2 separate regions of the Mus musculus genome follow, and region 2 is linked to region 1. A link is a contact called in ENCODE Hi-C data. All regions are on one chromosome and are shown on one strand. Each heading gives the region's core, a stretch centred on a gene start or an enhancer-like site at or near the end of the contact. The rest is flanking DNA. Distances are from core to core; before and after follow the strand shown.

Region 1 (5,276 bases), core at 1,768-4,267:
TCACTGTGTACTCCAGGACTCCTGGGATGCCGCTATCAACTGTTACGCTGTAGAAATAGCTGTCATCAAATTAAAGGAAGATTGCAGCTCATCTAGTTCGACAGTCCCCTTTCCCAGCTACAAACACTGATCCCCAAAACTGGCTCCTATGCCAAGTCTCAGTTAAAAATTCAAGCACAGACTTCACCACGAGACGCTCACATGATAAAAAATGTATGGTTTCCTTTCAGTGCTCCAAATTTATGGTTGCTTTAAATGTCCAATAAAGAGTCTGATGGAATTTTAAAAGCAAAAAATTGTTATACCCATGGTAAGATTCTCCTTGCTAATCCTAGTTACATTAGAATTACAGGGGAAAGGCTCTGATTTGAATCATCTGCCTCTCTACCATCCTTTCTCAAATGTCCCCCATTTACATACACGCTCATTATTGATAATGTGGATTTACTTTCTTTAATATTATTCTATAAACTTTGGTGCACAAAAAAAGCATAGTAAAACATCTTCTGGGTACCAATAATCATTTCCTAAAATAAAACCAACCAGAAATACATGACTTCCAAGCATGGTGAGGGAGGTATTATTTTTTTAAAGTACATTGTTAGAAAAATGAAGAAAAACAACTGCCTTATGTCAACTCACATTCCTCAAAATAAAGGCACATGGACAACAGGGAGAGACATTTTAGCAACCTTCCCACTGTGGCAGGCTCTGCATGTTTGTGTTGAATTAATTACATGCTTAAATGATACACTATGCTAGCAGTGTATAAGCTTAGAATTAGTAACTTCTTAAAAGCAACAGTAAGTAACACTCGGTGTTCCCACCATCTTTCAGTCGGTATTTTCCAAGTAGAGTAACTGGAAAACAAATGTAGCAACTCAAAAATAAACACAAGGTAGCAACCCAAATGTTACAGTGAAGTGCCCAATGGCAACTTTTTCCAGACATTCTCAGTCACTCTTCCCACCACTCCCACCCCCAGCAGCATTTTGTTGCCACTACTTAAACATAGACTCCTAACCAAAACACCAGAATTCCAAAAGGAGATTTAAAGGGGCCGTAAACATGGGTCCACGCCCAACCTGCATTAACCGTGCGTGCCCAGTTGCAATAATTAGGAAGTTGCTAATAGTAAGGTAAATAACAAAAAGAACTTTACAAAACCAAACATAACTAAATTAGAGACTTATGGCAATGGAAAACTGTAACTTTGCTTTCTGAAATAAAACGGGGGGGGGGGGGTGCATTGTTGTCTGCTGTTTTAACAGTTGACATTCCTAACAGCTAAAGATGTCAGTAAAATGAACCCCAGTAGACCCAGCAGTAAAGTAATAGATTTCTCAACTCTTTAAAACGTTCCAGATAAACACAATCATCTTCATATTGCTTCACCTTTCTCCAGCTCTGCTTGGGAGGAAAACTATAAATAAAAGATACTGAGCCATTTTAAACAACTCTGTTAATTTAAGAGTGCAAAAACCACGCTGGCTTTCTGTCACTTACATTATGCTGAAAGGGACACCTGGGCATCCACTGAAAACAAAAGCAGAGCAGCAGGCTCAAGCTCTCTCTCTGAAGCTGGCTGACTGCAGTAGGTAAGGTCATGGTCAAAATTCACAAGCTCATTGAAACTTTCAAGGCTCAGCCAACAGCGCCTATCACGTTTCCTGAGCCCATCTAAGAAGATTAAAGCTGCAGGAGTTTTCTCGCTGTCAGATCAGCAGGACGCTGTTTCAGCCCCCCACACCGCAGTCCGCAGAGTCTGCAGCCGCGCACCTCCTTACATCCCTAGCTGTGCGCTAGACTAACCCTCCCCAACGCGCACCCCGACAGTCTTTTAAACAACCTCCAAAATGGATGTAATTAACTCTAGACCACCTCGAACTCGCGACCGCCGGGACCCCCTCCGACTATCACCACCAAGGCCATCCTTCTGCAGAAGTCTGTGACTTCTGCCTGGCTCCCCAAGGAGGGGAGGAAGCAAGGGGGAGGGAGGAAGACTCCCCGCCAGGAGGTCTGGAAAGGGCACAGCAGCTGGGCGATGCGGGAAGGGATGAAGAGAAGACGCTCAGCACCAGGGCCATATTTACGTTGCTTTTTTTTTTCCTTTGCCCGTCTTCCCCACCCCCACCCCCCACCCCCCCAAAAAAATTCTCCTAGAGTCTGACAATACTGCCTTTAAAGGAAAAAAGAAAGCTAAGCTCTCAAGCTGCCGCCCAAAATCTTCTGATTCACTCCAGTCCTATCTCCGAGAAGCTCCGGACTCTTCCTGACAGGGACAGGTTCACCTGCCCACCCGCTCAGGGCAGGAGGGCCCATCGGTCCCAGACAAGTGGAGCGATCGCTCGGACTGGGCCCTGAGCGGTTCCCCGCCAGGACTGATAGCTGAGACAGAGTCGGTCCCCGCACAAACTTCCCACTTCGCGGACAGCGAGCACCGACCGGCGGGAGGACGAATGCGGGACAGGACAGCCGCGGAGAGGCTCAGAAGCACAGAACAGAGAATGCTTCTCATCCTGCACCCTCCCTGGGTTCCAAAGGGAGCGCAAGCGCCGCCGGAGAAACCCAGGAGATGGACGCTTGTCGTGGGGTTAGGGGTACCCCAAGAGGCGAGTGGCCAGAGGGCCCGGGACCGACCGAGCTAGCCGGCTAGAGGTCCCCGCCCTGCCACCGCTGCAGCAGGAGGAGCAGAGCCGGGAGGCTGAGCCCGAGGAGCAAGAGGAGCGCGCCGCAGAGGAGCCTTACCGAATGGTTGACCCCCCACATGAGCACGCTGAGCAGCGGGTCGCTGGCCCGGAACAGCTTCACTTTCTGAGCCACGAAGTGCTTCTTCTTCGTCTTGGTCTTGCTCGCCAGGACGGAGGACCCCAGGTTGCCAGGGGTCGCCATGGTCGCAGTCTCGGTCCCCTCCACCGCCGCGCCGCCGAGGCCGGGGACCCGCCCTCCCTACACGCCAGCCCGGGGAGGCAGCTGCATCCCCCGGGGCGGCCGCCGCTGCGCGCCTGCTCCAGCCCCGCTCCGCCCGCGCTCAGTCCTGGGCGCTCGCTCCGCCCGCTCCGCGCGCTCGGCCGCTTAGGCTGCAGCTGCGCTCGCCTCGCGCCCCCGCCGGCTCCCGCCCGTCGCGGCTCGGCGCACAGCCCTCGGCTGGTCCAGGCGGCGGGCGGCTTCCGCGTTGGGCGCTAGCGTCATGACGCAGAGGCGGGCGGGGCAGCGGCGCCGACGGGCGGGGCGGGTGCGGATGCGGATGCCGGACCGTTAAGCTGTTCTGTGCGCTCCGCCACCGGTGCTAAGACGAGCACTCTCCTGGCGGCCGCGATCCGTCTGGGGAGGCTGCTGCGGAGTGTGGAGACTCGCGTGAGCATGCCTTTCTCGCTCCTGGGGAGGAGCAAGGAAAGGATACGGAGCCAAGGGAGCTCCGAGGAGGGAGCCCCCAGATGCATGGGGCAGCCAGGAATGTCCGGGAACCTCCGCTTCCCGTGCCAAGGGCTGGCGAGTTCGTGGGACCCAGAGCGCTTCTTCGGGGCCCCGGGCTTCCCCAGCATCTAGGGAAAGGACCTTGGCTCCTCTTTGTCAACTGTCTGCCAGGGAGTCCCCGCCTTGAACTTCCTAACCTTTTGTATCCTGGTTGGGCCTTCCCATGCTATCGGATACTAGAATGTCATTCCCAACCTACTCTGGGATTCTTCACTGAAACCCCTGCTTTAGTCAAGACAGCCATGCCCCAGTCTGGACCGTTTGCTTGGAACCCATCATTTTGCAGGCCACCCCTTCCTTCTCTTATTCTGGACATGCACCTTCTGATTTGAAAATGTTTAGCCTTTCACCACTACCACCCCACACTGAAATTAGTCGTCCTTACGCTGGCATTTGTTGTTGCAAGTCTACAGTCCTTAGATCTTTCAAGAAGACAAAGAGTAACGCCTGGAACAAAAAGGGAGCAGATCCTGTGCGGACCTTCCTTTTCTTCATTTGACCTTTCAGCACGGTTGCCCCCAAAATCCCCTTGGTCATTCTAACTTGTTAATACTATCCCCCCCCCCCCCCGCCCCGCCGCCGCAATGATTCCTTGCTTCTTCTGGTACCAAGCATCACCATTGTTAATGGCTAAAGGGGGTGAAGATAATAACAAAACCAGCCTAAATTAATGCTGAGAAGTCATAAACTTGACCCACAGTTCCACTAGTTGACCAAATCATTTAACCAGAGACTGATGTTATTTGTGTGACTAGGTATAGCCTGACACAAAGGTCACTTTAGGGACTATGCTATAGATTGTTTGTTACACTCAAAACCAGCAGTAGATAAAAGTACACAATGTTGCAGACCTGTAATCCTGGCCCTCAGGAGGCAAGGCTAGAGGATCAGAAATTCAATATAATCCTCAGGTAGGTAGGTATGTTCAAGCCAAGCCAGGTATCCATGAAACCCTGTCTGGGGGCGGTGGAGGGGCTGTGGGGCTGTACAGTCTTTATCTTACTGATAACTCATAAACTGTCGCCTGACCTCAGAAAAGAGTCTATCTAAACCAATTTTCATAGCTTGCCCACAGGCATCCTTTCACAAGAATCTACAACCAAATTCAGCACCCTACACAGCCTACAAGTTGTTTCATTTCTCTTCCTGTGTTGGAAATAAGCATTCATATTGTTGTTAACCAGTTGGGAGTTCATTTATTTAATAAATTCTCATTGACCCAGACTCAAGAGCTTCACATCATCATTGATTATTGCTCTTCATCACCCCTCCACAGAAACCTGTACCAGCCCTTGTCCTTGAAAACAATTACCCTTTCCTCCTGGTTGAAATGAATCCTTCCACTTCAATGCCTCTGTATCTCTTTATTTGTTCACAATAGCTGTAATGTACTTAATTGTATATTAATAATGCAAGACAATGGGCTTGCTGAAAAACTGAATTCAATGACAGCAAAGAGCTGGGTGAGCCTACAAGAACAGGAAATGGACACCTCTGGGCATTGTTAGGCAACCCTTCAAAGAGAAACCTGGGCACAGATGCACCAGAGGTCACCATCTCTCCTGGGAGGGGCAGAAACAAGGATGGGAAAACAAAGGTATAATCAGAAACATTGATAACATCCTGCTGAATCCTGACTCATTGACTTCGCAAGCTGCTTCCACAGTCAAGGGAGTCACATCTATTTGCCTTCGAACTCTTTTGCTGTTGGTTCTGAGGCTGAGGTCCTTCTCTAAGCAAGGAATTATTCAAAGGACAACTACTAACAGGAAAATGTATGATGTTGAAAGGCTCCTGGC
Region 2 (5,276 bases), core at 953-3,452, 180 kb before region 1:
TGCTCCCTCAAGGGGGCAGCCTCCCAGTGAGTTCCTGCCCACCCCAGGCCAAACTGGTCCCTAGCACCCGTTTCTAGTCTGTCATTTTTATGTGGTCCCTTCCATTTTCTTCTCTCCCTCTCTCTTTCTCTGACTTCTTTCAACTCCAAGTTTAGAAAGTAGAAGAATGAAGTGTTTACATGTTTGAGTCCCAACACCTAGCACTGAGCGTAAAATTGTTTACTGGCAAAATGAAGGCATGAATCTTAAGACCTGACATGGTTTCCAGTTGATGAGGCTCATGGTCTCCTATAACATGCCTCAGCCTTCCTTCAAGGTGGTGTGATTGCTCTCTCTCTCTCTCTCTGAAGGAATCTTGACTTGCATTTGGAAGAAAAACAGTGGCACATATTGCTCCAGACTGTGGAATGGCAGAACTGTCCTTCCTTCCTTCCTTCCTTCCTTCCTTCCTTCCTTCCTTCCTTCCTTCCTTCCTTCCAAAGTACTTCAAAGCCTCACTATATGCAAGGGCTCTGGCTAGACTCTGAGGTCGGGGCAGAGTCATTTAGTTATGTCTGTTTAATGAGGTAGTAAAGGGGATGAGGTCAGCATTATAGGGAAAGATTCTGACAGACAAATGCGGGTGACGACAGGGAACTATGGCAGCTCTGAAGCTGCCACAGACACCTGCAGTAGTAGCTGGGTGGGCTGCCTGTGATCCCACACCTCCTCCAGCAGCTGACCGACCTGTGCTCCCGAAGATTGTTTCCTCGAGTGTTTGTCAATAGCTTGACTCTATTTCTGATGTTGTATGGTCTTCTCAGACTTGACTTCTTTCTCTCCTCCCAGGCCCTCATCAGTGGATTGAGCAAAGCTGTGGCAGAGCAAATCCAGGTTTATGCACCACATTAGTTATCCAACAGACAAAGAAACATCTGCGCCACACTAGTTATCCAACAAAGAAAAATCCACACCACACTAGTTATCCAACAGACAAAGAAACATCCACACAGGGCCGGGGAGGCAGCTCCGTGGTTAAAGCACTTGCCTGGCACGCATGAGGACCTCAGATCCTCGGAACCAATGAAAATATTGAATCTGGAGGCCCATCTGAAAATTTAGCCTCTTGTAGTTAAGACGGAGGCTTCCTGAAAGCAATCTGGCTAGCAGGACCAGCCATGTCTAAGAGCTCCAAGTTTGATTGAAGGAACCTTCCTGCCTCAAAGAAAAATGTGGAAAAGCAACTGAGGGTGATTCTAGACATGAACCTCAGGCCTCTAGATCCATGTGAACATATGTGAACATTTACTGCCCCCACACGTGCAAAACATGCATGTGTACAGACAGACACACACACACACACACACACACACACACACACACACACACACACATGAATATTGGGGGACAGGAATAAGAAGACTCAATCAGTAGAGTGACCCAGGAGGAACCTAGGGAAGGCTTAGTGGACAGAGGGCTTAGAAGAATATAGCTCCGCCCATTCAAGGCTACTCTCTGTGAGCAAAGCCTCACTCAGAGGCTCACAGGTTCCTTGAAAGAAGTGGTGGGAGCCCCTTTGGACTGGGTTCCAAGATGGTGTGAGTCGAAGGGTGGGTCCTTCTGAGAACAGGAATGCTGCCTTGTACATTAATGCATTTTGATACACCCTCACAAGGCGCACACAGCCTTCCTCCTCAAACCCGCCATATCTGCAGGGAATAATCACTGTCACATAGTACAGCAAGAAATCCCGACCTCATGTTCCTCTGTCCAAAACCTGTGGGGAAGAAAAGCAAGGCTAGTCTACCACTTGTTCACACAGCCTTACACAGCGTGTAGCTGCTGGGGACAAGGAAGTGAAGGCCAAGCGGCCCCCAGCCTCTCTGACCCCAGCGGTTGTCACCATTGTCCATTGCTTATAAATTGTCAGAACAAACAGAAAACGTGAACTCAGACGACCTTGAGGAAGCCACAATTCAGGAAGGAGTCCGTGAGCCCTGGTCAGAAGCCTGTGCTTGGAGCAGCCTGGGTCCTCCCGGGTTGAGGTTCCCCCTGTGGCCTCAGCCCCTGTGTGGTGCTTATTGGAAAGTCTTGCCTTTCCCTTCACTTCCTCTCTCTCCTGTCTTCACCCTGAATGGGAAACAGCTGGCCAGCCTCCATCTTCCTTGAAGGTGGTTATTGAGTTCTGCCCGGTTTCGGTTTCATTTTCCTTCCGTATGCATTGTGCTTTGTCACTTACCAGGCGTCTAAGGTGCCGTGCAAGCAGGAAAACTCATTACTGCCACAATGACTGCTGCCTCTGTGCCTTCCAGGAGGCACGAGGCCTGTGGGCTGTAAGGCAATGAATACAACTAAAGGAGAGAAGAGGCGCATGCAGGGCGGGGGAGGGCAGGAGAGATTATATGGAAATGATTGCTTTTTTCAGCAAATCTGACGCTTGCCCTGACAGGAAGTGATTGAGAAAGTGGACACTGGTGGGCTAATTAGCCACTTGGGGAAAGTTAGACAGTATTTTTGTGCATGGCAAGAGGGATTTCCTCAGAAGTGGTCCCAGATCTGAGAAGTTGACTCCAGGGCAAGGCAGGTGCAGAGAGCAGCAAGACCCTGGAAGGGAAGCCTGACCTGCAGAGTAGGTGTCATGAAATATGACAAAGGCGAACCAGGGCAGTCAGAGGTCCCGGTGGGATCAATGACAATGTCAGGCCTTGCAGAAAGGCCTGGAGAAACGGTGAGGAAAGAACACTTACACATGTAGTCCACGCTTAATAAAAGAGTAATTCCAATGACATTGGATTAATAAATATCACTTCGAGAGATCGCTGCACCCAAGTTTAAGACGGAAAGAATATAAACTAAGGTAAACAGAGAAGAGAGAGAGGAGATGGGTTACTGGACGGGGAAATGCCAGTTTGTTTGTACCAGATCATTTCAGCTGTCCAAACCCACTGTCACCTGGACAGTAAAGACGTTGCTGCCTTTTGGCAGCTCCATAGACTTTTTTTTTTCTTTAAAAAGGCTTCTTTTGCAAAGTTGATTTTAACATAAGTCTTGAGCAAGCTTAACATGTAAAACCCCACTCAGGGCCAGTGCAGTTACGTTAGGGTTTTAATTTTCCCTTGCAGGCAGAATTTCTCTCTCTGCTGGTTACTGTACACGCCTGCCAAGAGCATAAAAGAGCCATCATGGGAAAGTGTTTCCAATGCTGGGAGCCAATCCAGGCCTGTCCCGGAGGCTGGTGGCCAATCAATGTGAGTGAGGACAGCTGAGGGGAGACGAATGTTCCTAGGCTTCTCGGGGGGTTGACAGCACCTCTGTGCATGACGGCTACTGCTGGAAAGACAAGTTTGTGGTGGTTTCCAGCGAGGTTTATCTTCGGAATCCGTTAGAGATTGTTTTCTGCCAGCAGGGATAAGCTCAAACTCAACCTTGGAGCTCAGAATGATGGTATGGACGCTGGCTCCTTTTTATACACCACCCAAGCCATCCTGACACCCCCCCCTTCAGAAACAGGAATTCCAGAAATGGGGGTGCAAGAAAGGAATGCAAGGGGTGCTTTATAGTAAATAGTATCTTTGCCTCCTTACCAGCCTCCCACCCCACCCCCTTCATACTGCTCTTGTGGTATTTAGAGTAACACCAGGCTGTCCTGAGTTGACAACTGCATTTGTATCCTGTGGTCTGGGCTGTATATTCAGGATAGATAAGATAGGAAAGAAAGACAAGGATTCTGAAGTCCCTCGAGATCATTCTGCTCACAAAAGCTTTTGTTTAGCTCCTGGCCCCGTTCAAAGGACAGTAGACTTAGAGGTTTCTATGCAAATGTGTCCTTTCCCCATTAAGAAAAGTGACCTTTATGGTAATATTGGAATAGCAACATCAATTCCTGGGTTAATAAGACTCTCTGGCCTAAAGGGAGGGTGTTCTAGCAGGAGGTAGAAACAGGGACGGGGCATTGCAACCTGTCCCTCCAGGGAAAGGATTTTCACAGTTAGGAAACCCTTTACTTTTGTCTGTCCCACTTGCTTATAAATCAGGGAACTCACTATTCAAGAGAGCTATGAGGAACTTTTAGTAATAGTTTCACATAGACCTGGGCATGGGGGCACTTGGGAGGCAGAGGCAGATGGATCTCTGTGAATTTGAAGCCAGTCTGGTCTACAAAGCAAGTTCCAGGACAGCCAGAGCTATGCAGACAAACCTTGCCTCAAAACAAAACAAAACAAAACAAAACAAAAGTTTCACATAAAAGTAATAGAGCTTGTTAAAGTACTAACAAAGCATAAAGGGTTATCACACAGGACACAGAAAAATTTAAGCCAGAGGCCAGGGACATGCGTGTTGATAAAAATCAACAGTAAACACAGATAGTAGTTATTGTTCATTAGCAAGAATATCCTTGCTAAAGTTGCAGCCTACACAACAAACACAAGAAAAAACTTTCTTGGAGGTGTGTTTAGATTCTTATCAAAGAGGCTTACCATGTGTGGATATTCCAAGTCATCACTAGGAGGTTAAAAACAGTGAGTTTCGGAATCTTGTCTTTGCTACATTGTGGGTTCTTCTTTTTTACCCCATCACCAGATAGGAAAGAAAGAAGGATAGAGGGGAGGGAGGGGAAGAGGGAAAGGGAGGGAAGGGGAGATGTCTAAATCTAATTTATTTTTGTTTCTTCTTTGAGCACAACTACTACCCCCCCCCCCCCCCAATGACCAACAACCACTCAGCTCACCAAATGGGACATTTGTACCTTCTGAAAAGTTCTCAGAATTTGAAACATCTTGAAATCACAGAAACTCTCAGTAGCTGGCAAAACTACGCCTCAGCGAGGGCAGGAGGCAAATTATAGTTGGCTGCTTCGAAGCAGCCCCCAGTCCCCACACCTGGGATTAAAACAAAAAAAAAATGTGTTTTCTCTCTCTCTCTCTCTCTCTCTCTCTCTCTCTCTCTCTCTCTCTCTCTCTCTCTGTGTGTGTGTGTGTGTGTGTGTGTTTTAAAGACATCAAAATTCCAGAATTCTCACTATGTTTCCTGTGATTAATTCCTCTTTCCAAACTCATCATGGTTATTAATCTGACTGGCCATACTGCTTTGCATTTCCAACATGCCTGAAAAATACAACTTGAATAGTAAGTATGGAGAGAGAGTGTACGGACTGAGGAAAGAAAGTGAGCACACACTGATGTGTAACTTGAAATCCCTGGCAAGGAACGGGAAGGAGTGTGGACGGACGGTTTTTAGTGAGGCTGAAATTTCCAAGACTTAAGTCAATTAAAAATAAACAAATCTGTTAATGGAAG

The links. A loop is a pair of places that touch in the nucleus more often than their neighbours do.
Region 2: a loop to region 1 is called in a map of heart, with 2.9 times the contacts of the local background. The contact joins the enhancer-like site here to the promoter of Pip4k2a in region 1. A Hi-C loop is called at or near these places in 3 of 37 maps with a recorded cell type or tissue (all heart).

Annotation. Positions count from the first base shown.
Region 1 is chr2:18,995,104-19,000,379 of GRCm38, forward strand. Pip4k2a (phosphatidylinositol-5-phosphate 4-kinase, type II, alpha) reads right to left here and starts at 3,018. Exons shown (of 10, transcript NM_008845.4): 1 at 2,749-3,018. The coding sequence starts at 2,892. It overlaps 4930426L09Rik (RIKEN cDNA 4930426L09 gene), which reads left to right and starts at 3,216. Exons shown (of 1, transcript NR_024323.1): 1 at 3,216-4,701.
Region 2 is chr2:18,819,714-18,824,989 of GRCm38, forward strand. No RefSeq gene overlaps it. Among named protein-coding and RNA genes, the nearest start is that of Carlr, 21 kb to the left of the region's middle. Within about 2 kb of position 2,203, at least 1 of the 3 ENCODE cell types and tissues checked has a DNase peak (open chromatin) inside an H3K27ac peak, as active enhancers do; it is heart, where a contact is called at or near this core.